Regions from separate parts of the Homo sapiens genome. Here all the other regions are linked to region 2. Evidence: chromatin loops called from intact Hi-C (ENCODE). Cell type or tissue: endothelial cell of umbilical vein. All regions are shown on one strand. Links, peaks and the distances in the headings refer to the core of each region. The heading gives the core; the rest is flanking DNA. Region 1 has its middle 41 kb from the start of CFL2. Region 2 has its middle 9.1 kb from the start of NFKBIA. Region 3 overlaps RALGAPA1 (Ral GTPase activating protein catalytic subunit alpha 1).

The links. A loop is a pair of places that touch in the nucleus more often than their neighbours do. Peaks named below come from ENCODE experiments on the same cell type or tissue, not always from the same donor. Only the 100,000 strongest peaks of a DNase experiment are listed, where the experiment ranks them.
Region 1: a loop joins it to region 2, with 8 times the contacts of the local background. A loop is called at or near these places in 29 of 110 quality-filtered maps.
Region 3: a loop joins it to region 2, with 7 times the contacts of the local background. A loop is called at or near these places in 25 of 110 quality-filtered maps.

What each region holds. Positions count from the first base shown.
Region 1 is chr14:34,669,471-34,677,901 of GRCh38, forward strand. It overlaps the pseudogene RNU6-1261P. Among named protein-coding and RNA genes, the nearest start is that of CFL2, 41 kb to the right of the region's middle. In endothelial cell of umbilical vein, for the core only: a CTCF peak has its summit at 3,270 (motif pointing right); a DNase peak (open chromatin) is centred at 3,281.
Region 2 is chr14:35,409,595-35,418,025 of GRCh38, forward strand. No RefSeq gene overlaps it. Among named protein-coding and RNA genes, the nearest start is that of NFKBIA, 9.1 kb to the left of the region's middle. In endothelial cell of umbilical vein, for the core only: a CTCF peak has its summit at 3,849 (motif pointing left); DNase peaks (open chromatin) are centred at 3,857 and 4,957; H3K27ac peaks cover 2,225 bases.
Region 3 is chr14:35,684,359-35,692,789 of GRCh38, forward strand. It overlaps RALGAPA1 (Ral GTPase activating protein catalytic subunit alpha 1), which reads right to left. Exons shown (of 42, transcript NM_001346249.2): 18 at 4,101-5,645; 19 at 2,184-2,308; 20 at 571-787. Among named protein-coding and RNA genes, the nearest start is that of SNORA101B, 74 kb to the right of the region's middle. In endothelial cell of umbilical vein, for the core only: a CTCF peak has its summit at 3,173 (motif pointing left); DNase peaks (open chromatin) are centred at 3,153 and 4,963.

The DNA of each region.
Region 1 (8,431 bases), core at 1,368-6,367, 740 kb before region 2:
ATATGTATATTATATATATACACACACATATATATACTTATGTATATTTTTATGTATATATACTTTTATATATATTTTTAAGACATCAGCAACATTGACTGGTTTTACTTATTTATTATTATATATTTTTTCATACAGAAACAAGATCTTGCTATGTTGCCCAGGCTGATCTTGATCCTGGCCTAAAGTTATCCTCCTGCCTTGGCCTCTCAGAGTGCTAGGGATTATAGGTGTGAGCCACTGTCCCAGCTCATAATCTGATTCTAAAGAGACAATTGATATCTTAAACTGAAATTTATTTTTAACTTTTTTTAAAATTTATTTTATTTTATTTTTAAATTTATTTTATTTTATTTTATTTATAAGAGACAGGGTCTCTTAACAACAACAACAACAGCTACTGTAACAATCTCCTAAAGTGTTTGTTTATGTGTTGAAATGTTTTCCTTTTTAACTTCACAGAAATCTTTTGGAAACTATTCTCTCTTACTTTGAAGAAATATTTATCTGAAGTTTAGCAATTCCTTCCATTTTACACCATTTTACTTTCATTCTACCCTTAGAACCAATGTATGTCTCGAGTTTGTGATTACAGCTTTGACTAAGCATGGCTCTCTCCTTCTTTGCTTGGGCAGTGCTTTAATGGATTGCCCAGCCATCTGTATGGACCCAGGAAACTATTATACTTCCATTGGAAAGTCCCCATATGTGATCTGTGTTAAAGAGCTATAGAGCACAGGTCACAGGAAGATTCACTCCCACCCAGGATAGGATGTGTGGCATGAGTTGACACTTGGGAAAGCTCCCTCTCAGACTGTTTTCCCTCTGTTTTTCCGCAGAATCTGAGATTCCATCATCAGATGAGTTCTCATTAGCTGGCTCCAGCAGTTGCTTACTAAATTGTATATAACTTTGTGCATCTTCCATTTGCCTTCCAGATTTACTTTCCACCCTTCCTCACCTTGCTCTGTAGGGCCACTGTCCTGTGTGGATCACTTCAATAGCGTTGGGTTTCAGTAGAGTTCAACCAATGAAGATCCCAGCAGAGATCAAGAAGAGAGGGCAGTGAGGGGTGTTATTATTGCCCAGCTTCTTTCCTAAGAGGTTGTCTTGGGCTGGCTAGGGTCCCTTGACTGAAGGGTCCCTTCTCTCAAGGAAGGCATCTCTCAATGGCTCTCTGAAGAATTTGCATCCTCCCATCATCCTTCCAGGCCTAAAGGTGGTATTATAAAAGCCCTGATACTGCTGTGCCTTGTGGCTCTCCTACACACTGCATGCACGTGTAAATAGTACCTTTATTAAACCCACTTTGAGTTATACTAATTTGGGTGTGCCATCTGTTTCCTCCTGGGACTTTGATAGAGACACCTTCATAGAAGCAAATTATTAAGCTATTATTGGCCATAAACATCCAATTATAAATTAGTTTGTAAAACTGGTTTTCAAGGAATAACTACCTGAGGTTGGACTCAGAGGGAATGAGACATAGGACAAATAAATCTTCACAGAGTTAAAGAGAAACAATACAATGCAACAAAGAGAGGAAGGGGGCTTGAAACTGGGAGATTTCAGTTTGAATTCCAGATCAGCAGTTTACCCCAGGGCCTCATTTTTCTCATCTCTAAAAGGAAGGTTTTAATTTTTAAATTTTATGATTTTGTTGAGACAGAGTCTTGCTCTGTTGCCCAGGCTGGAGTGCAGTGGCGCAATCTCAGTTCACTACAACCTCCGCTTCCTGGGTTCAAGTGATTCTCCTGCCCCAGCCTCCCAAGTAGCTGGGACAACAGGCGCGTGCCACCACGCTTGGCTAATTTTTGTATAAAATGAAGGTTTTTAAATAGAATAATGGCTTTCAATCTGTGTTCCACAAAACCCCAAGAGGTACCTCAATGTCCAACAACCTGGGAAGTGAGAGATGTAGAGAAAGGACAGGAAGAAAAAGACAGATCCCAACTCTACTTCAACCAGGACAGCTTTGCTCTGTCTGCTTATAGAGATTTCTGAGGTGATGTATACAAGACTGGATATTCCAGCTGCCAATCTTCTAGGGAAAAGTGAGCTGTGGGACATTTGTGTGTGTGTGTGTGTGTGTGTGTGTGTGTGTGTGTGTGTGTGTGTTTATTTTTTTAGAGATGGAGGTCTCACTGTATTGCCCAGGCTGATCCAACTCCTAGCTTCAAGCAATCCTCCTGCCTTGGCCTCCCAAGTAGCTGAGATTACAGGGGCAAGCCACTGTGCCTGGCTAATGTGCGCATGTATTAGTCCGTTTTCACGCTGCTGTAAAGATACTACTCAAGACTGGGTAATTTATAAAGGAAAGAGGTTTAATTTACTCACAGTTCTGCATGGCTGGGGAGGCCTCAAGAAACTTACAAGCATGACAGAAGGGGAAGTAAGGTACCTTCTTCATAATGTGGCAGGAGAGAGAAGGAAGAGGAACTTCCAAACACTCGGAAAATCATCAGATCTCTTGAGAACTCACTATCACAAGAACAGCATGGGGGAAACCGCCCCTTTGATCCAATCACCTCCCTCCCTCAACACATGGAGATTACACATGGAGATGAGATTTGGGTGGGGACACAGAGCCAAACTGGCTAATTTTTAAATTTTTAGTAGAGACGAGGTATCACTATGTTGCCCAGGCTGGTCTTGGACTCCTGGGCTCAAGCGATCCTCCTACCTCTGCCTTCCAAAGCACTGAGATTACAGGTGTGAGCCACCATGCCTGGGCTGGGCTACTTTAATTTATTCTTCTAAAATGCTAATTACTTTAGATTTTGGGAACCAACAGACATATTGATCACATTTCAAATGGTATCTGGCCAGGCACAGTGGCTCACACCTATATTCCCAGGATTTTGGGAGGGTGAGGTGGGAGGATAGCTTTAGCCCAGGAGATGGAGGCTGTAGTGAGCTATGATTGCGCCACTGCACACCATCCTGGGCAACAGAGCAAGTCTCTGTCTCTAAAAAGTAAATAAAATAAAATAAGATAAAATGTATCTTAGACACACTTTAAAAATTCTATACATGCTGCAGATGTATCAGACACACTTTTTTTTTCTTTTTCTTCTTCCACAGGCTGGTGGGGTGGAATAAAACACACTTCTGACTAAGGAATCAAGTTGTTACTAAAGAATAGTCATTTTTCTCTCCTTGAGATAAGCCTTCAGAAGGTAACTTGATAAAGAAATCACAGGAGAGTAAGGGTTATTACTTATGATGTTATTTCAAAAATAAATGAGTTGAAACCATCGACTGCCTGGTTTTCAGAAGGTAACCAGCAGAGGGCACTCTAGGCTTTATAGACTGCAGAAAATGCAAGCGGATCCCTCCAGAAGTTGGGGGTCAGTGCCTTAATCTTTATCTCCAGAAAGATACTTTCAGCTTGTTATTATTATTATTATTATTATTATTATTATTATTATTATTAGACGGAGTCTCGCTCTGTCGCCCAGGCTGGAGTGCAGTGGCGCTATCTCGGCTCACTTCACTGCCACCTCCGCCTCCCAGGTTCAAGCGATTCTCCTGCCTCAGCCTCCCGAGTAGCTGGCATTACAGATGCCCCCCCACGCCCAGCTAATTTTTGTATTCTTAGTAGAGACAAGGTTTCTCCATGTTGGCCAGGCTGGTTTCTGACTCCTGACCTCAAGTGATCCACCTGCCTTGGCCTCCCAAAGTGCTGGGATTAACAGGCGTGAGCCACCCTGCCAGGCCGATGCTTTCAGCTTATTAAGAGCTCACCTGTTGGATGACTGCAGAACATTTTCTTGGTAATGTAAACCAAAGCTTCTGTATTCCCAAATAGCCACATTAATCAACATTTACAAATAATTGTAAAATAATTTCAAGAGAATGAGAAGATGAGCCACAGACTGGGAAAAACTATTTACAAAAGACTTATCTAATAAATGACTGTTATTCAAAATATATAAAGACCTCTTAAAACACAAGAATAAGAAAAATAACCCGATTAAATAATGGGCAAAAGATCAGAACAAACTCACCAAAGAAAATACACAGATGGCAAATAAGCATATGAAAAGATTTTCATATGTCACTAGGGATATGCAAATTAAAACAACAATGAGATAGGACCACATACCTATTAGAATGGCAAAAATCACAACAATGAGGACACCAAATGCTGGTGAGGATGTGGAACAACAGGAACTCTCATTCATTGCTGTTGGGAATGACAAATGATACAGCCCCTTTGGAAAATAGTTTGGCTGTTTCTTACAAAACTAAACGGCTTACCATAAGATACAGCAATTGTGTTCCTAGGTATTTACCAAATAAGTTGAAAACTTATGTCCCCATGAAAATGTGCACATCAATGTTTATAGCAGCTTTGTCCATAATGGTCAAAACATGGAAGCAATATGAAAATGTCCTCAGTAGGTGAATGGATAAACTGTGGTACATCCAGATAATGGAATACTATTCAGCACTGAAAATAAATGAGTTATCAAGCCATGAAAAGACATGGAGGCACCTTAAATCCATATTGCTAAGTGAAAGAAGCCAATCTGAAAAGGCTACCTATTGTATGTTTCCAATTATATGACATTCTAGAAAAGGCAGCCAGGCATAATGGTGTGTGCCTGTAGTCTCAGCTACTTGGTAGGCTGAGGCAGGAGGATCACTTAGGCCCAGGAGTTTGAGATAAGCCTGGGCAAACTGGTGAGACTGTCTCTAAAAAAAAAAAAGAAAGAAAGAAATTTTTTTTTTTTTTCAGATGGAGTTTCACTTTTGTTGCCCAGGCTGGAGTGCAATGGCACAGTCTCAGCTTACTGCAACCTCCGCCTCCTGGGTTCAAGGGATTCTCTTGCCTCAGACTCCCGAGTAGCTGGGATTACAAGTGCCCGAGACCATGCCAGGTTAATTTTTCTAATTTCGTATTCTTAGTAGAGACAGGGTTTCACCATGTTGGTCAGGCTGGTCTTAAACTCCTGACCTCAGGTGATCCACCCATCTCAGCCTCCCAAAGTGCTGGGATTACAGGCGTGAGCCACTGAGCCTGGCCGAAAATGTTTCAATATTAAAAATAAAGAAAAACTTAGAAAAAATTAAAAAGACAAAAGGAAAAACCAGAAATACAGGGGTTGGGGAAAAATGAGCATAGAGGATTTTTAGGGCAGTGAAACTACACTGTATGATACTATAATGATGAATACATGTCATTATACATTTGTTAAAACCTACAGAATGTACAAAACTAAGAGTTAATCTGTTTGTTTGGGTTTTTTTTTTTTTGAGACAGAGTCTTGCTCTGTCACCCAGGCTGGAGTGCAATGGTGCAATCTTGGCTCACTGCAACCTCCACCTCCCGGGTTCAAGTGATTCTCCTAGGGATACACAAATTAAAACAACAATGAGATAGGACCACATACCTATTACCTCTTAGCCTCCCAAGTAGCTGGGATTAAAGGCACCTGCCACCACACTGGGCTAATTTTTGTATTTTTTTTTTAAGTAGAGACGGGGTTTCACCATGTTGGCCAGGCTGGTCTCAAACTCCTGACCTCAGGTGATCTGCCGCCATCAGCCTCCAAAAGTGCTGGAATTACAGGCATGAGCCACTGCATCTGGCCTAAATCCTAATGTAAACTATGAATTTTGGGTGATAATGATGTGTAAATATAGGTTCATCAATTGTAACAAAGGTACTACTTTGGTTCAGATGTTGATAGTGGATAAGGCTCTGCATGTATGTCTAGGAAAGGAGTATATGGGTTATCTCTGTACTTTTTTTGTGTGTGTGACAGGGTCTCGCTTTGTTGTCCAGGCTGTAGTGCAATGGCACGATCTCGGCTCACTGCAACCTCTGCTTCCTGGGTTCAAGTGATTCTCCTGCCTCAGCCTCCTGAGTAGCTGGGATTACAGGCGTGAACCACCACAGCTGGCTAATTTTTGTATTTTAGTAGAGATGTGGTTTCACTGTGTTGGCCAGACTGGTCTCAAACTCCTGAGCTCAAGTGATCTACCCGCCTAGGCATGAGACACGGTGCCTGGCCATCTCTGTACTTTCAACTTAATATTGCTGTGAACCTAGAACTGCTCTAGACAATAGTCTATTAATGGTAGCTCACACCTGTAATCCCAGCACTTTGGGAGGACAAGGCAGGCAGATTTGCTTTGAGCTCAGGAGTTAGAGACCAGCCTGGGTAACATGGCAAATCCCTGTCTCTACCAAAAAAATATACAAATATTAGCCAAGCATGGTGTCTTGTGCCTGTAGTCCCAGCTACTCAGGAAGGTGAGGCTGGAAGATCACTTGAGCCTGGGAGGCAGAGGTTGCAGCAAGCCAAGATCACGCCACTGCATGCCAGCCTCGGTGACAGAGTGAAACTCTGCCTCAGAAAAAAAGAAAAAGAAAAAGAAAAGAAAATAGTCTATTAAAAGCAATAATCCATGCTCACTTCAACAGCATGTGTATTAAAAATTGCAACAATACAGAGATTAGCACTGACCCTGCCCAGGCAGACACACACATTTGTGAAATGTTCCATATTTAAAATAATAATGAGAATCCAATGTTCTTGTATCAGTGTTCCCCATTATTAAATTTGTTCTTTTAATGAGTCACCTAGTGATACAGGTTTCCAGGAGATAATATACCCATGATTATCAGGATTTCTTTCTTTTTTTTGAGATGGAGTTTCCCTGTGTTGCCCAGGCTGGAGTACAGTGGTGTGATCTCGGCTCACTGCAGCCTCTGCCTCCCAAATTCAAGCGATTCTCCTGCCTCAGCCTCCTGAATAGCTGGGATTACAGGTGTGCGCCACCACACCTGGCTAATTTTTGTATTTTTAGTAGAGACAGGATTTCACCATGTTGGCTAGGCTGGTCTCAAACTCCTGACCTCACGTGGTCTGCCCACCTCGGCCTCCCAAAGTGCTGGGATTACAGGCATGAGCCACTGTGCCTGGCCAGGATTTCTTTTATTATTTATTTATTTTTATTTTTGAGACAGGGCCTTGCTCTGTTACCCAGGCTGGAGTGCAGTGGCACAATAATAGCTCTGGCTAATTTTTTTTTTTAATTTTTTTGTAGAGACGGGGACGGTGGTGGTTTCCCTATGTTACCCAGGCTGGTCTTGAACTCCTGGGCTCAAGCGATCCACCTACCTCGGCTTCCCAAAGTGTGGGATTACAGGCGTGAGCCACCACATCTGGCCTACTAGGATTTCTTAATCATCAGCACTCTTGTCTGAATCCACATTCATTGCCTGAACTCAAATGTAGTGGAGACCTATTTTCACATCAGCCTTTAATTAACCCTGCAAAACACTGACATGCTCTGAGCAGCCTGGCAGGACAGCAAACCATGCTCTTTTTCACCTTTTACAACCAGTGTACAAAATAGGATTATCATTTCCCCACAGACATCAAGAAATAACTAGAAGTTTACCAGGAATAAACTGTTAGGTGCCTCAGTTGCAGCAAAGTTCTTCTGGAGGTTGGAGGAAAGCTAATATTTGCTGAAGACCTAGTATTCAGGCATTTGGCAGGTGTTCAGCACACACAATCTCATTTCATGCCTCTGTGACCATGTCTACCTTATGGCTAGGGAAACTAAAGTTGCCCAAGGATACTCAGCTAGCTAGTGGCAGAGGTAGAAAGAAGCAAACCCAGATATTTTTGGCTCCACGTGCCTTTTCTTCAGAGGAGCTACCTCGACCTGCATTCAAACACTGCCACAATTATCCCTGCCACTTGCTGGGGTATGCTTCACAGTGGGGTCCATTTGCAGTGATTTCTGATTTTCCATATTTTAGAATTTTCCTGTTGCTTGCAATATGTCTTCTGTTCTTATGAAACTGCCCAAAACCAGGGCAATGGAGGTTTTTTTTTTTTTAAGGATCTTTTTTGTAGGGGCTGGATGGTGGGGGGTGGAGGTTGGGTGAGGGCAATGAAGGGAGATTGGTTTTTTATTCTGCGTACTTCCATAATGTTTGATTATTTTATGGTTAGAATGTATTCATGCATTACTTTTTTTTTGAAAAACAGAGAAGGCACCGGGCAAGGTGGCTCACGCCTATAATCCCAGCATTTTGGAAGGCCGAGGCGGGTGGATCACAAGGTCAGGAGTTCAAGACCAGCCTGACCAACATGGTGAAACCCCGTCTCTATTAAAAATCCAAAAATTAGCTGGGCATGGTGGCGCGCGCCTATAATCCCAGCTACTCAGGAGGCTGAAGCAGGAGAATTTCTTGAACCCGGGAGGCGGAGGTTGCAGTGAGCCGAGATCATGCCACTACACTCCAGCCTGGGCAACAGAGCGAGAGAGACTCCGTCTCAAAAAAAAAAAAAAAAAAAAAAAAAAAACAGAGAGAGAAGGAAAAAAAGCAGCTTTCTAGGCAAATACATGAAAACAATGTAGAAAGAGCCACAGTGCAGTATATATTCTATTTTTATGTTAT
Region 2 (8,431 bases), core at 1,271-6,270:
ACTGTGTCACTGAGCTCCAGCCTCAGCAAAAGAGTGAGACCTTGCCTCAAACAAACATAAAAACATTATGAAAACTAAACACAATGCATTTCTGCATCTATTGGCTAAACAGAGCCTATAAGCTCTGAGTTTACAACCTCTTTTTCAGCCAAGGTATGATGTTTTAATTGTGCTTTGCAAGAGGCACAACCTTCTGCTCTTGGCATCATGGGTTCTCTGCTCCTGTGTAACAGGAGACTGGGACAGTGTGTCCATCCATGATGCGCAGGGCTGCTCCTGCCAGGCAGGGTTAGGATTAGGGGCTCTAACCTCTGAAAAGTGAATTTTTCCTCCCTCAAACCAAGTATTTATTTGTTTTGTTTGTTTGTTTTTGAGACAAACCAAGAGTTTTGCTCTTGTTGCCCAGGCTGGAGTGCAATGATGTGATCTTGGCTCACTGCAACCTCTGCCTCCCGGGTTCAAGTGATTCTCCTGCCTCAGCCTCCTGAGTAGCTGGGATTGCAGGCACCCGCCACCATGCCCGGCTCATTTTTTGTATTTTGGGTAGAGACAGGGTTTCACTATGTTGGCTAGGCTGGTCTCAAACTCCTGACCTCAGGTGATCTACCCGCCTTGGCCTCCCAAAGTGCTGGGATTACAGGTGTGAGCAACCATGCCCGGCCTGTTTGTGTTTTTGAGACAAGGTCTTGCTGTGTCACCTAGGCTGGAGTGCTGTGGCATGATCACAGCTCGCTGTAGCCTTAATCTCTTGGGCTCAAGCAATTCTCCCACCTCAGTCTCCCATGCAGTGGGACCACAGGCACATGCCACTGTGCCTGGCTAATTTTTTTTGAGACGGAATTTCATTCTTGTCACCCAGGCTGGAGTGCAATGGTGCAATCTTGGCTCACTGCAACCTCTGCCTACCAGGTTCAGACGATTCTCCTGCCTCAGCCCCCTAAGTAGCAGGGATTACAGGAGCCTGCCACCATGCCCAGCTAATTTTTTGTATTTTTAGTAGAGACAGGGTTTCACTGTGTTGACCAGGCTGGTCTCGAACTGTTTACCTCAAGTGATCTGCCTGCCTCGGCCTCCCAAAGTGCTGGGATTACAGGCATGAGCCACCACACCCGGCTGTGCCTGGCTAATTTTTTAATTTTTTGTAGAGATGGGTCTCCCTGTGTTGCCCAGGCTGGTTTTGAGCTCCTGGGTCCGAGCGATCCGCCCATCTTCACTTTCAAAAGTGCTGGGATTACAGGTGTGAGCCACTGCACCCTGCCCCAAAGCAATTTTTAAATGCTACAGTGTAAAATAAGCATAATAAGTCCAACAAAGTTCTGATTTTTCTCACAATGACTACTTACGTTGTTTTAAGCAATCAGATGACTTCACTAAACATCTCCTGAGGTGTGCCTGCTCTGCTGGTGCCCTAACTGCATGCCCATCTGGCTCTTGGGTAACCTGCTGCGAGGGAAGGAGGAGGCCTGCACGTGTCACCCGTGGCCAAAATTACTGGCTCTCCCTTTTCGTGGCTTGTTGGCAGTAACCAAGTAATATTTATAGGTGTGTAGCATTGTTCATGGTCTGTTGTGTTCAGGGAGAAGTTGTTGGATCAGGAAGGTGGTAAAGGCTTAAGGCAGTTTCCCCTGCATGCCGCTGTATTTGCTATTTTGTCTTGGGTGTAAATTCATTCTGAGTTTAGTCAGGGTATGAGGATACTTAGCACTAGGGAACTTCCACACAAGAGCCTGGTACTTGGCAGGGGATGAGACATAAATGATATGAGGCCCTTGTTCTTTGGCACTGAAATTAGGTGAGGAGCTCATGATCCTTCTCAGAGGGGGCCTAAGCTGTATCCACCAACGGAAACCACATGGAGAGGTAGATCCTTTCCCCCCTACGGTCTAAGGTCTTGGGAATCATTTAGGAAAAAGGAAAACAGAATCAGAGCTGCTAAGAGATAGATTCATATTACAGAGTAAGGATTTAGGAAGCTTGTTCCTGAGCCCTTTCTTGTAAGTGCTAAAATAATGCCTTTCTCAGACTTCCTTTTAGAGCCTCTATTATCTGGAGTAAAACACCGGAGTGCTTGGATGAGTATTAGAAATTGAGATTTGTCTCTGAGGCTATTAGTGGGGAACGGTACCACAAAAATATAGTTTCTGAAAGTTTTTCTTAGGTTGATTTTTTTTTTTTTTTTTTTTTGAGACAGGATCTCACCCTGTCACCCACGATGGCGTGCAGTAGCACGATTATTGCTCACTGAAGTCTTGACCTTCTGGGCCCAAGCAATCTTCCTGCCTTAGCCTCCCATGCAGCTGGGATTACAGACATGTGCTACCACACCTGGCTAATTTTTGTATTTTTAGTAGACATGGGGTTTCGCCATGTTCCTGGCCTCCAACTCCTGATCTCAGGTGATCCACCTGCCTCAGCTTCCCAAAGTGCTGGGATTATAGGCGTAAGCCACCACACCTAGCCTGGCCAGGTTTGTTTGTTTATTTATTTATTTATTTTGACACAGAGTCTCGCTCTGCTCCCCAGGCTAGAGTGCAGTGGTGTGATCTTGGCTCACTGCAACCTCCGCTTCCTGGGTTCCAGTGATTCTCATGTCTCAGCCTCCCTAGTAACTGGGACTACAGGCGCCTATCACCACGTCTAGCTTATTTTTGTATTATTTGTAGAGATGGGGGGTTTTGCCATGTTGGTCTTGAACTCCTGACCTCAAGTGATCCATCCACCTTGGCCTCCCAAAATCTGGGATTACAGGCGTGAGCCACCGTGCTCAGCCTATTTTTTTCTTTTCTTTTCTTTTTTTTTTTTTTTTTTTTTTTTTTTTTGAGATGTTGTCTCACTCTGTTGCCAAGCTGGAGTGCAGTGGCGTGATCTCGGCTCACTGCCATCTCCGCCTCCCAGGTTCAAGTGGCTCTCCTACTTCAGCCTCCTGAGTAGCTGGGATTACAGGCACGCACCATCATTCCCGGCTAATTTTTGTATTTTTAGTAGGGACAAGGTTTCACAAGGTTGGCCAGGATGGTCTCGATCTCCTGACTTCGTGATCTGCCTGCCTCAGCCTCTCAGAGTGTTGGGATTACAGGTGTGAGCCACGGTTGCTCGGCCTATTTTTAACCACTGAAAGCAAATGAGAAACAGAGTGAGAAGGATCACAAATAGAAGCCATGAGCAGAAAAAAAGGGAGAAATTGGCCTGGAACATTTTTTCTTTGTTACCAGGTGTCAGCTGTCAGAGTCCAGTCCCATGACTGTGACACAATCCATTTGGATAAGCCACTTAGCTTGGCTTAGGAATATTCATCATTTCTTATATCCCAGGGCTGTTCATAGGCTAACGTGTAGTGATTATTTGGCCAAAAACACTGATATTTTCAGAAAGTGAAGCAGATTAATGCATCACCAAATCTTTAAATGCTAATATTTGAAAATTGGGCCAGTTTGGAGGAGTGTGAGAAAAGAGGGAATGGGGTGCCCCTGTACTCATTGATTGAAACTCAAGAAGCTAGGTGGAAATGGGTGAGGTTGACAGCACAGGTATGGGTTTTGCTAGAAATCTAAATGAACATCATGAATAGAGAGTAGGGAAGCACACAGATAACCCAGTCTCGATGTTGGCTCTTCCGCCTTTAGGGATCAGGTTCATCTCCAGGTTGCCAGGGCATCAGGAAAGCACCTCGCTGGATTTCAGGGCAGGAGGAGGGGAGTCACAGGGTAAAGGGAAGAGGCTACACACAGAGCAGGAGCAGGGGCTATGGGAGTTAGGGAGGGAGCCGAGGGGGAATTTTCCCTTCACAAATGGCAGGGCAGAACACCAACATGAGGAACACAGTATATGCATGGTGCTGTCTGCAGTGACATCTTCTGGCCATTTGTGGAAGAAGTTTTCTCTGAGGCATCACCGATTCTTGAGAAGAGGAATTTAGGAATGTTGAGTTGAGGAGGTACACCGAGACTGGATATGAAGTTGTGATTGTGGTACATCACTTAACACAGTCCCAAAGGAAAGACCCCCACTTTATCTGTGAGTGTTAGTTTTCCTTCAGTGCCTGTTGCCAGTCAGCTCAGTGCATCCTGCTATTGACACGATACCCGGACCATCCTCTTCCTTCCATCTTCACTGTCCCCACGGTAGTGCGGGCTGAGTTGTACCATGGTAGCTTCTTGGTACTTTTTGTTATTGTTGTTGTTTTGAGATGGAGTCTTGCTCTGTTGCCCAGGCTGGAGTGCAATGGTGTGATCTCGGCTCACTGCAACCTCTGCCTCCCAGGTTCAAGTGATTCTCCTGCCTCAGCCTCACCAGTAGCTGGGATTACAGGCACCTGCCACCACACTCAGCTAATTTTTGTATTTTTAGTAGAGACGCAGTTTCACCATGTTGGCCAGACTGGTCTCGAACTCCTGAACTCAGGCAACCCACCCTCCTTGGCCTCCCAAAGTGCTGGGATTACAGGCGCAAGCCTGGCAAAAATGAATTATTTTTAAAGTTGAAACAGAATACCTTCCTGTGATTAAAAAAAACCAAGCAGTCTAAAAATATTACAATTATACAATTAAATCTCTCTTTTGTTTCTTTTTCTTTTTTTTTTTTTTTTTGACTTGTTGCCCAGGCTGGAGTGCAATGGCGCGATCTCGGCTCACTGCAACCTCCGCCTCCTGGGTTCAAGCAATTCTCCTGCTTCAGCCTCCCAAGTAGCTGGGATTACAGGCATGTGCCACCACGCCTGGCTAATTTTTGTATTTTTAGTAGAGACGGGGTTTTACCATGTTGGTCAGCCTGGTCTCAAGCTCCTGACCTCAGGTGATCCACTCACCTCGGCCTCCCAAAGTGCTGGAATTACAGGCATGAGCCACCGTGCCCAGCCTAAATCTCTTTTCACTGAGGCTTCTAATATGCATTTTCATTATATCATTTCCTGTAACAGAGCCTCTGTTGACCTTCCATGGGCTGCAGGAAACGGTCTGAATTCCTCAGCTGCATTTAAAGTCCTCCAGAGTCAGACTCTACCCTGCCCAGCCACTCCTCATCACCATTTCCCCCGAGCACCAACACTGTGCCAGCTGCTCTGGCCTTCATGCAGGCCTCTCCCTGCCTGTCCTAGGACCACCTTCTTTCAGCTTCCTTGCCAGGACCCACCCTTTCCAAAACTCCTTTTCTGTCTTCCTCTTCTTGGAGCCCTCTGCCCTCTTCTAAATCCTGCTAGCTTTTACAGCTTGCCTTGAATATTGGGCCACATATTGTCTTATACTGCTTAGTTATTGCTTGTGTCCCTAGTTAAACACAGAATAGTGTTGGGTGGGGCAGGGGCTGCTGGGTGGGGAGGAGACATTCATTTCTTCTGTGTCTCTCTTACCCTGGGCTTCCCTTGCCATTGATTCAGGCATGAGTATCCCCTTTGCTTCATACCTGTCATAATTTTTCTTGGACCCTCCTCCTCTGTTAATACCTCACTTTGCATGCAATCGATTTCATTCTTTTCTATCTAGAAATTATCTCAAGAGGCCATCGGGTCCAGCTTCTGCTTTCAGGCAAGTAAAGTGTTACCATTCCCATTTTACAAAGGATGCAGACACTCTGAAATAAAGGCTATTAGGAGGATGGGGGCACATCAGAGCCACCATATCCCATCCTATCCTAGAGGAATTGAATGTGAGTAGAAGTGAACAGATTATAAATAGACCTAGATAGTGTCCTCCTTCTCTTCTTTTCTTTTCTGTTGCCTGAGAGTAACCTCTGGGGTGGAGCCCAGGGTAGAGGAGGAAGGCTCCTTTTCAAACCTTCAGTTAAGGAGTTAAGGAGATAGGTGATGTCCTGGAGGCTTGCTTAGTCCAGTTCCCCAGGGCAAGATATCTAACAGGAAATTGGGGCAGAAGCTCTAGTTTAGAGGAATAGATGAGCATTTGCCTGGAGTATTCCCCATGTTAGAAATGTACTGGGGACATAGAATGGTGGGAAGGAAGCAGAATGAGAATGAGTGTTGTTGGTTGAAAGGCCATCTGACAAAGTGATGCATACTTAGACCTCTCATTGAGGACTGCAAGGCTAACGGCCCATGGACATATGACTGGCTGGCCCAGGTAGGGGTGTGGTGGCCAAGGCCCACCTGCTGCCCTTCTGGGGTGCTCTTTAATGGCTTTCAGAAGCAGAGGTATTTGCAACACCAAAATTTCATAAGCTCAAGAGCTTGACCCAGTTTAACAGAGTATACATAAACCAATAATATTTAAAATGAAAAGCCCATTGGTGTACAGAGAATGATGTATGCTTTGCAGTCTGACTAAGGCAACATCTGGAACAACTGATTTCCCAGGAAAGTTTCCCTTGAAGAGGAAACCCTAGGCAGTTTAGATCCGGGTAGACTTCACATCTTGGACTTTGGGCACAGAGAACTTCATTCAAATACTATTACATATGAACATATACTAAATTGTTTTATAAAAGTGGTACAGGAGGCTATTTGACGTATTGAGCCTCAGGGCATCACTGCAGCTTTCTGTTGTTAAAGGCCTTAACCTTCTCACTTTGTCTTTTCACTAGCAAGATTGAGTCTATCGATTTGTCAGGCCAGCTCAGTGACAAGACTGGAAATTAACTTAGAGGTATATGGGAGGGTTGTTGTCTGCAGGGTGTTGAACTGAGGCTAAAAATAGGTGGGGATTCCTGGGGCAGCCTCCTTCGTGGTCACAGGCACCACAAAAGGAAAACTCAGCAGGGAAATTTGCTTTCGAGCCCTGCCCACAAGGGAGGGTAAAAGCCCCCACCTCTGTTGCTCCCCACAGGAAAAGCTCAGGGTGACAGTGAGTTTGGTGCTTTCAAAATGTCAGGGCTCTCACAGACAGGCTGTCACCCCTTCCCGCCCCCAGACTTCTGATCAGAGGCTTTCCCTCTGGGTAAATTCACTTTCTTAGTTCAAGCTCAAATGTCTGTCCCTGACTGCCTGTAGCTATGTTTTGTCGCAGGCCTGATTAAGATAAAGGGAATGTGAAATATTGACACAACAGGGTTAATATGGGGGAGAAAAAAAACTCTAAAGAAGCAAAGCACTGTAGGTAGGGAAAGCAAAACCCATTAATCTGTCAAGCATTTATGAAGCTCTTTTTTTTTTTTTTTTGGTGCCTGGCACTATGCTGTGATATGGAGCATAATAAAAATAAATTTTTATTTATAAAATAAAAATAAATATGGCTCCTGCTCTCAAGGCGCTTCTAGGCTGGTGAGAAGACCAGCAGGTAAATGAGTAATTCTAGTAGGGAGTGATCAGAGATGTGGCCGAGGCCTGAACAAAGTGGCCTGGGAGCATGAGGCGAGGGAAGCCACACCACACTGAGAGGGATGGTCCAGGGCAGCTATTGAAAGACAAGTCAGAGTCAGGAGTGGGAAGAAGGATGTGCAGGCAGAGGGTTAAGCCTGTGGTGGGGCTGGGAGGTGTGAAAGCAGCTTCACAGGGCTTGCTGTGTGGTAGCGGGATATGAGTAGGCAGGAAAGACACAGCACACAGTCATGTGACCGAGCCGAGAAGCTGGGCCTGCACCCTGAAAGCTGTGGTGGATTACTGATCAGGTGTATGCTTTAGAAGACAGTGTGGCAAATAAACTGGAGTAGGTTAGGCATGAGGCTGGTGGCCAGTTAAAGACAGTGACTGGAGGCCAGGTGCAGTGGCTCATGCCTGTAATCCCAGCACTTTGGGAGGCTGAGGCAGGTGGATCACCTGAGGTCAGGAGTTTGAGACTAGCCTGGCCAACATGGTGAAACCCCGTCTCTGCTAAAAATACAAAAATTAGCTGAATGCAGTGGCGCATGCCTGTAATCCCAGCCACTCGGGAGGCTGAGGCAGGAGAATCACTTGAACCCGGGAGGTGGAGGTTGCAGTGAGCCGAGATATCACACGACTGCACTCCTGCACTCCAGCCTGGGCGACAGAGCAAGACTCTGTAAAAATAAAAACAACAACAACAACAAAAAAAAAAAAACAAAGACAGTGACTGGAAAGTGAGATGGCTACAGAGAAATCTAAGAACAAGGATTTTGAGGTCTGAGTGACTGATTGGATGTGAAGGAGACAAGGAAGAATCTAGGAGCTCTGTTTCTGACTTTGGTTATGTAGTGGAAAAACAGGAGGAAGAGCAGGTTGAGGGGAAGATGATGGGCTCCATCCTGGACACACTAATTTCAAGATCCTGGTAGATACAAACAGCCAATTTAATGTGGAGAGTTCTAAGAGCATGCAGTATATTGGAAGTCATTGACTTATTTGAGAAACGGACAAAGCCACCCAGGAATTGTGTGTAGAAGTCCAAACACCAAGACTGGGAACACCCAAAGAGGTGAGCTTGGCTGAGAAGCCAGCCAAGGAAACTGAGGAAAAGCATCCAGAGAGATGTGAGGAAAAGCAGAAGACAGGGCTGCCCAAAACCTGAAGACCGTGAGAAGTACAAGAAAG
Region 3 (8,431 bases), core at 1,181-6,180, 270 kb after region 2:
GTAACAAGGGGCAATTATTCAAAGGAAGTTCTGGGTACTGTAGCATTGAACATAATCCAAATATTTGGTTCTCAAATATGAGTGTGTGAAACAGTGGCAACTCATAATCATGACTGGCTTTTTAGTAACAGGTCTATCCTAAATTATTTTCCTTTCTACAGTTTTGGTCTTAAAAATGTCATTTCTTTTAAGAAGGGATCACATTTTTTGTTTTTTAAATGCTCTTAATTTGGCAACATAAAGTAGCTTCAACTTAAGGTGATTCCCTAAAACTTCCTTTGAAATTTCACTGAAAATTGAAATAAAAATAAGTGGGGCCAAGAATGATGCCTTGCACCTGTAATCCCAGCTACTCGGAAGGCTGACGCAGGAGGACTGCTTCAGGCCAGGAGTTCAAGACTAGCCCAGACAACATAGCAAGACCAAATATCTAATTTTTTTTTTTCTAACGTGGGAGCCACTGCCTAAGTAACACTGGAGAGGAAGGTGATGGCTACATAATCCGTAAGTCAGTCTTGAACAGAAGACAATCAACATAAAACATAGTATTCAAATAGAAAAGATACTTGCTGTCAAATTTTCGGCCATCATATTGGAAAGCGCTGAAAGAATCCGAATGACTATCTGAGCTGATAAGATCACTGCTCCCTGCACTGGCAGGAGAAGTCCATTCTGAGGGCACACCTGGGTCATCAATAGGGCGCATCTGGTTCTGCTTGTTTAGAATATCAGGGAGGTCTTTGGGAATTTCCAGGCTGCCTGGACTACTTCCTCTTCTTGTCATAGTCTAAACGTTCAAGAAATATTTTACCATTAAGAAAAAGCTTTTATTCTCTTTAACCATCTGAAACCTTTAATTTCCAAACCATCACAATAAATGCTGAGATTTAGAGGCTGAAGTAGGAGTGGAGAACACACTCACCAAACAATCTATGTAACTGAATGGAGCTAGAGCCTGACCTATTGTTGGTCTGCCTAAAGACCCAAATATCACATGATGCTGGGCCTGTGACTCTTAAGCCTCAGCAGGATCCATGCAGTGAATATAAATTAAAACAGCAGAAAGAGTATTTAGTGGAAAAAAAGCAGCAAATAAAAAAGACAGTGGAAGAGTGGAAAGAATGACAGCAAAGATGTCATTCAATGATTTTTATCCACTCAAGGGAAAAAAGTAAGCCTAAAAAGAAAGGGGCGGGGTATATAATGGAGTTATAGAGAAGTCAAACCCAAATGAAATATGACAGTTTAAAAAAAGCAATTCCAGGTCCAGCACAGTGGCTCACTCTGGTAATCCCAGCACTTTGGGAGGCTGAGGTGGGCAGATCACCTGAGGTCAGGAGTTCGAGACCAGTCTGGCCAACATGGTGAAACCCTGTCTCTACTAAAAATAGAACAATTATCCAGGCATGGTGGTGTGCACCTGTAATCCTAGCTACTCAGGGGGCTCAGGCAGGAGGATTGCTGGAACCCGGGAGACGGAGGCTGCAGTGAGCACTGCACTCCACCCTGGGCGACAAAGCGACACTCTGTCTCAAAAGAAACTAGTTCCATATATATTTATCCTTCCCTAACAATTAAGCATTATTAGGGATAAAAGAGCTTCTGCTTTCATGTTGCCATACTCCTAACATTCAAGATAAAGATAACTTTTAAGTCTCTTCCAAAGTTATCTAAAATGGTTAAGCAGTATTTGTGCTAGCAAAACTATGGGAGCTGGTTCACAAGCAGATCTTGAGACAAAAATAAAAATTATATATGTATTTTTATTTTAAATTATATATTAGATTATATTTATTTATTTATATAACTACGGGAGCTGGGGCAGAAGACCTCCATTGCTATCTTTCCCATTGAGGGCTTGCAGCTGGCACCAGGGTAACCTACGAGCAAAGACAAAAAAAGGGGAGACTAGGAAGGTAGTTGCTTATACCTGTGTATTTGTGCACAGGTACCTGTCTGATCTTTCACCCTGGTGAAAATTATGAGGCTGTTTATGTCTTTAGATAAAAAATGTTATAAAAATGTAATTCAAAAATCTTAATTCATAAAAAGGGTTATATTTTGAGGAAAGGTTATTTTGAATAAAAATTCCCATATATAAATTGACATATATGTACATAGGTATATATCTGTTAGTTTTTCTACCCTCCTCTATAAAACCAAATATATAAAATAAAACTTACCGAGGCATTACCACTTCGAAGTCGTTCTGCTATAAACTCATCCATCAGATCAGGAACATTAGCACTGCTGCCGCCAATATCACTATTAAGAGGAGGCAGTTTTTGGCTCATGTCCTCTTTATTGACTAAAAATAAATAAATAACTATATATAGTGAGGAAAAACTTAACTGCATTTTCTAACTTTGAAACAAACAACAACCCAAAACAAAGTACCTTTGCCAATTATTTGCCAAACATGCATTTATGAATAATTTCCCTTCTTTCAGATTTAATTTTAAGAATTAGTAAATTGATATTTACTTTATTTAACTAAGCAGATGTTAGTCAATCTTCAGTGTAACTTTAAACAGCAAGAAAGCTTATAGATAAGCACTAGCTGAAGTTAGGTTAATATTGCCTATAAAGAAACTGGTATATTTATCTTTTTTCCTGACTCAATGTTTCTTTTTAGAGCCTTAACAATTTATAATTCCGTATTTCCCCCAAAGAACGTTTGCAGGGAATACATCCTTTGAATCTATGCAAAACTCAGTGGGATACAAATGCATTTGAGTATTTATAAATACAAATTCTATGGTTTTGATATACTGCTGTTTCTATCCACTATAAAATCTAATTTTAATGCTTTAAGAATAAAAAGTTGACTTCCACAAATGTTTTTCTTACCAAAAAAACCCAAAATAGTTATTTTGATTTTTTTATCACTACATTATTATTATTTTTACCATTTACATTAACAAGAAAGTTTTAGACTTGGGAAACTAACTTATAGAAAATAATATGGTATCTATGTCACTACTATGCTATTGAAAAGTTGATTTCTCTGCAATGAAAGGAAAATGAGCACTGTTTATATTCCTAATAAACTACAAAGTATTTCAGATTAAAAAAACACACTGGTCAGAAGCTCACTGTGAAATACCATTATCTTTATATTACTGGCCAGGCTTTGCTAAGCTGTCAAATACTGCCCTCAGGTGGCATTAATGGCTCAATGCAAGATGCATTATACAGCGTTGTTAATCATGCTAACAAAACCATGTTAAAACAAATAAAATCAAAACCAACCTTACTGCTGAAAGTTAATAGTCTATATATGTAAAGTTATTTTAACTTTGACTCAAGATAGAGAAAACAGTTACCATAATCTTGCTTTCTGTTATCTGTCCATAGAGGTTCCATATTTAAATCATGAGTGGCTACTGTGAAACCTTTATGCACATTTAAAATCTCAGAAAAAAACAAAGTAATTAAAGTGTTTCAAGGACATAACTTGCATTCTATATAAATGAATGCAAAACTAAAAGCCTACAGCATGTTTGGAAATGGCTTAAATGAAAAGTGATTAAATTCACTTTGAGATTTAAGAAATAATTTCCTCATCACTGATAGTTAACTATAATGTTGGTGCTGGCTGTAGGACCTTGATTTCTATTATGTTAGTTGTCAAAATAATTTCTATCAAGAAAAAATACAAAACCAAATAGATCAGCAGTAAAAATAAGTGAAATCAGTTAGATATATCTGGTGCCCTTTTAAACTATAGTGGGGTGGGGAAGAAAGCATAGTAACTCCTTGATAATCTTAATTTCCATACTTGTGGTATACACTCAGAAAAATACTTGATTTAGGTAGTCTTTGATAGGTTATTGAAATTTTCCTATATATCCACTTTCCTATGTTGTTGTTCAGCAGCAAAGAGGTTTAACTAAATGCCTTATAAGGGAAATTAGTAATTTAAATAAACATTCTATGCTGGGAAAAATACAGCTGGGAAAAGGCGCATGCATAACCAAACAGAGAGAAAGCAGTGACCATCCCAAAGCTTTTTGATTGCTTATAGCTTGCTTCAGTTGCATTAAGCCAAACTGGTGCTGTCTTTCTCCTTTTGCGCTCTGCACACTGTTAGTGCTCACCTGCAGCTTTCCTTCCAAAATAGCCCATTACATGACTGTACAGATCCCTCAGTGGAGCCTCTGGTGGCATTCTGTTCTGCCTCTGTGGGGAAACATTTGCCTTCGGCTTCGAAAGAGCATGTACAACAGTTTTATAAACGCCACCCAGGGAGCCCTGCTGTAGTCCTGCCTCATGACTTGATGACCTAAGAGTACTACGACTACCTAATTGACTACTTGCAATTCCTTCTTTTTGTAATATGGTGGTGGGAATCTCTGTGGATTCCTTCACTGTTTTGCTGCTTACTGATGCAGTACCAAGTGTATCTAGAGGTCTGTACACACCAGGTTTTACTAGCTCTGTAGCACTATTTGTGCTGGTATGGGTGTTGCTAGTGCTGCTATTGCTGCTACCACTACTAAAGCCACCGAGCTTCCGCAGTCTCATCTTCCATGGAGCCTCTTTGTTTTCCAGAGGATTATAAAACTGAACGGACTCAGTGGATGGCCTAAAAGTAACATGAACACTATTTCGTTTTTTAGTAGCAATTTTCATGATTTTGGCTCTATGAGTTACTGTTTCAGACAAGCTCCTTTTAGTTGGAGAAAGTTTGCTAGTACTTGTAACATGAGGCATTCTGCGGTTAACAGGTGCTTTTAGTGTTGCTTTCTTGGCACGCATAACATGTGGGACAGTGATTTTTTCATTAATTTGCACACTCTTAAGCTTTTCAACTAGTGTTACATCAACACAAGCATCTAATTCTGTGGCTGCTTGTCTGTACAGATGTTTCCTTTTTTCTTTATCACAAGGGCTATCTAAACTAGGCTCTGATGGCTGTTTATCAGTGTTTAGTTGCTTAGATTTTTCAGAAGTTTGTGTTCTAAAAAAACTGTCTGACTGGTTAGGTGCGATATTACTCATGAAGACAGCTGAGTTTGGTTCTTTCTGAAACTGTAGGTTTTCAGGAGTCCCAACAAAAGAGGTGATATTTTCTGATTCAGTTTCCTGATCTGTGCATTCTAATTTATCTAAGGATAATCTTTCACCCCTATTTACTGCAATAGTCACTTCCTGAGAAGCTGGGTCTTTCCCTGTCTCATTTTTACTATGATTTTCCTGGTTTTCCTTAAAATATTCTTTCAGGGTGGAAAGAAGATCATCATCTCCTTCAAGGTCAATGTACTGGATTTGTTCAAAAGCTGAATCTGCAAGTTCTACTGGACCTATTAAATGACAAAGATGGTCATATATGCTATCACCAACTTCCAGAGAAGACTCTCTACTATGAGTATCAGTGATGTGGCTTTCAGTGGATCTAGTTATTGAAGAAGCCTCTGTGGAACTCTGCAAGCTTGGTGCATGACGGGATGAACTGTCAATGACAGGAACTGCACCTTTGGCTCGTTCAACAGTGAATGGTTCCAAGATGTCAGAAGTGCTGCTACTTCGAGGCAATGGCTGCTCCTCATTCAAAGCACCAAAAACTTCATTTCCAGTTTCTTCACTTTGTGAAAAATGTCTGACTCTAGTTGAGCGGGGAAGTATTTGAGCATCATCAATATCTGTAAAAGAAAAAAAAATTATGTAGAGAAGAACTACACAAATATAAAAAATAATTATTAATTTCAATAATGCTCTAAAGCATATGCTTTAAAAAAAATCTGAGTTTTTGTAAGCTCAATGAAAAAAAAATCAAAATACAAATCTGCTTTTTTAAAAAAATGATGGGCACAAGCCAATATAGCATGTAGTGTCAATGAATTAGAAAACTACCAAAACACATTTTAAAATGTTAACATGCATAGAAACAGACAGTGAGGTGATGAAACATTTGGAAGTGCAGATAAAGATAGAGCTGTGCCAATAAATCAAGCAACTCAAATGCTATTAAATTTTTCCTACTTATTTACGTTCCAAGCAGAAAAAATACACCTTAACACAGAAAGCCGATCCAAGTATCCCACTGTAGACTCTTATAGGGTCTAATAAATTCTCCAGCTTCCTTCCCAAAAAGGCAAGAGGCATCTTTTCTTCAAATTTTGCTTCTCTGTTTGATTACATATTAGAAATGAAAGTCTCTACCCTCTTCCTAAATTTCTCTTTGTCAGGAAACTGTTCTCCCCAGGTGTTTTACTTTATTACGTATTAAAATCTTATTCACTGACATCAAATAAAGTCAATATATTTTTTAAAAAATCAATTGTATTCTTTTGTTTTTGGCAAAAACACCACTTAAATCTGCTAGGAAGAAACTTTACCTGCCTGTTATTGGCCCTTTCCATTAAACAGCCATCAAGCTCTAAAAACTATATTTCTGGCTTCTTACATCTCTTTTTAAGAATTATAGGCTGGGCGCGGTGGCTCACACCTATAATCCCAGCACTCTGGGAGGCTGAGGTGGGCAGATCACCTGAGGTCGGGAGTTCAAGACCAGCCTGACCAACATGGAGAAACCCCATCTCTATTAAAAACACAAAACTAGCCGGGCGTGGTGGTGCATGCCTGTAATTCCAGCTACTTGGGAGGCTGAGGCAGGAGAACTGCTTGAACCCATGAGGCAGAGGCTGCGGTGAGCCGAAATAATGCCACTGCACTCCAGCCTGGGCAACAAGAGCAAAACTCCGTCTCAAATAATAATAATAATAATAATTATTATTATTATTATAGATGGACATTCAGAGATTATCTAATTTAACTATCTCACAGATGAGAAAATTGAAGCCCAGAGAGGTTAAGTTACTTTATCAAATTTACAATAAAAAAGTTTGAGAAACAGGCTTAGTGTTGCATATCACTGCATTATTTTCACTGCCTTCAGTGTCAGGATGAAATAACCATTTAACTGTTCAGATATATACAAATTCTCAACAGGAATTGTGGAAGCAAAATACAATGTCTATGAATCCATCATGGTCTGTAAGTTACCTAGAAATAACAAAAAAAAATTGTTTTCAGAAGTCAGCAAAATATAATGAAGAAAGGACAGAGTCAAAAAGTCAGCTGTTGCTACTTATTAGGCTTCTTGCACAAAAGTTAAATGCAACAGAACTATAACTGAACAATCAAAATGAGAAAATTTAGATCCAGAAGCAAAGCAGTGACTTGTCCAAGATTACAAAATAATTTGTTGATTCTTACTCTAGATTTTGAGACTAGTTTCCTCATTTATAAAATGGAGATAGTCATTCAAAGTATTTTTGGGATCCATGCTACTATGGCTGAAAAAAGGCTAGTCCCTCTGCAATTTCATTCATATCACCCTATTTGTATGAGGTCCAAATGGACCTACTTTATACTAAATTGAGATCAACATAGGTTTGTATTATGCCAAGATTCTAGTATATTCCTAGTGATATACTAGTAGGCTCTCAACATAGGTTAAATATATAGTATCTCCTGAAGCTGAAACAATTAACTTTTTGTCCTTAAACTGAGGGGAATGTGCAACTTTAAAAAATGACATTGTTTTTCTTCCTCATGCACTCCACTGAGAAATTTTTCTAAGTGAAAAGCGAAACATTTCCTTACAAACTTCACTTTGATGCACTTATACTCATTAAGCGTTTGTTAATACAGCAGATAACTAACTCATATCTGTGCATCTTGACAAACATAAATATTTCGGTTTTTTACATCTGCCATAAGAGATCATAAGAACTTCTGCCTCAATGACAGAGATTATATTCAGCATGCACTCTAAATTTCTTTCCACACAATATTCTAAAGAACTCAGCAAAGGATAAAGACTGTATAGCTGTTCTATAAGAATTCTTACGAATTTTATAGCTTGGAATTTATTTTACCAAAGGTCAAAATCAAGATTTCAAAACATTAAAATCATAAAAACATTATGACACTAGCAAATGTACAAATGTCAGAAAAAAATAAAATATTAGTTTTAATTTTTAATTTCTTTTATAGATATTTCACAATTTTTCCATTCTAAAGAAGCCAGGAAAGATTATTATGATGTTCTGTGTTTAGGAATTCCTTCCCAAACTCAGCCCTCACTCCTTGTATATTAGAAAACGTAACCATTATTTCAGCCTATGTTTTTTTTTTTTCCTAAAACTTGTTACCATATATGACTATCTAAAACTTCTGTGCAAGCTTAAGAGGGAAAGAGCTTTAAAAAAAAAAAATGTAACTGGTTTTTTTCTACCAATATTGTAGTACCGGAGAATTTAAATTTAAACAATGTTTTTAAAAATTCTTAAGATTTAAATATAGTTCTTTCATGGCACATAATAATACTAACTACATAAAATCAAAGAAGAAAATAACACTGACAGGAAACCAACTTTATGCTAAATTCAGATCAAGAGGGCTGAATTATGTCAATACAAAT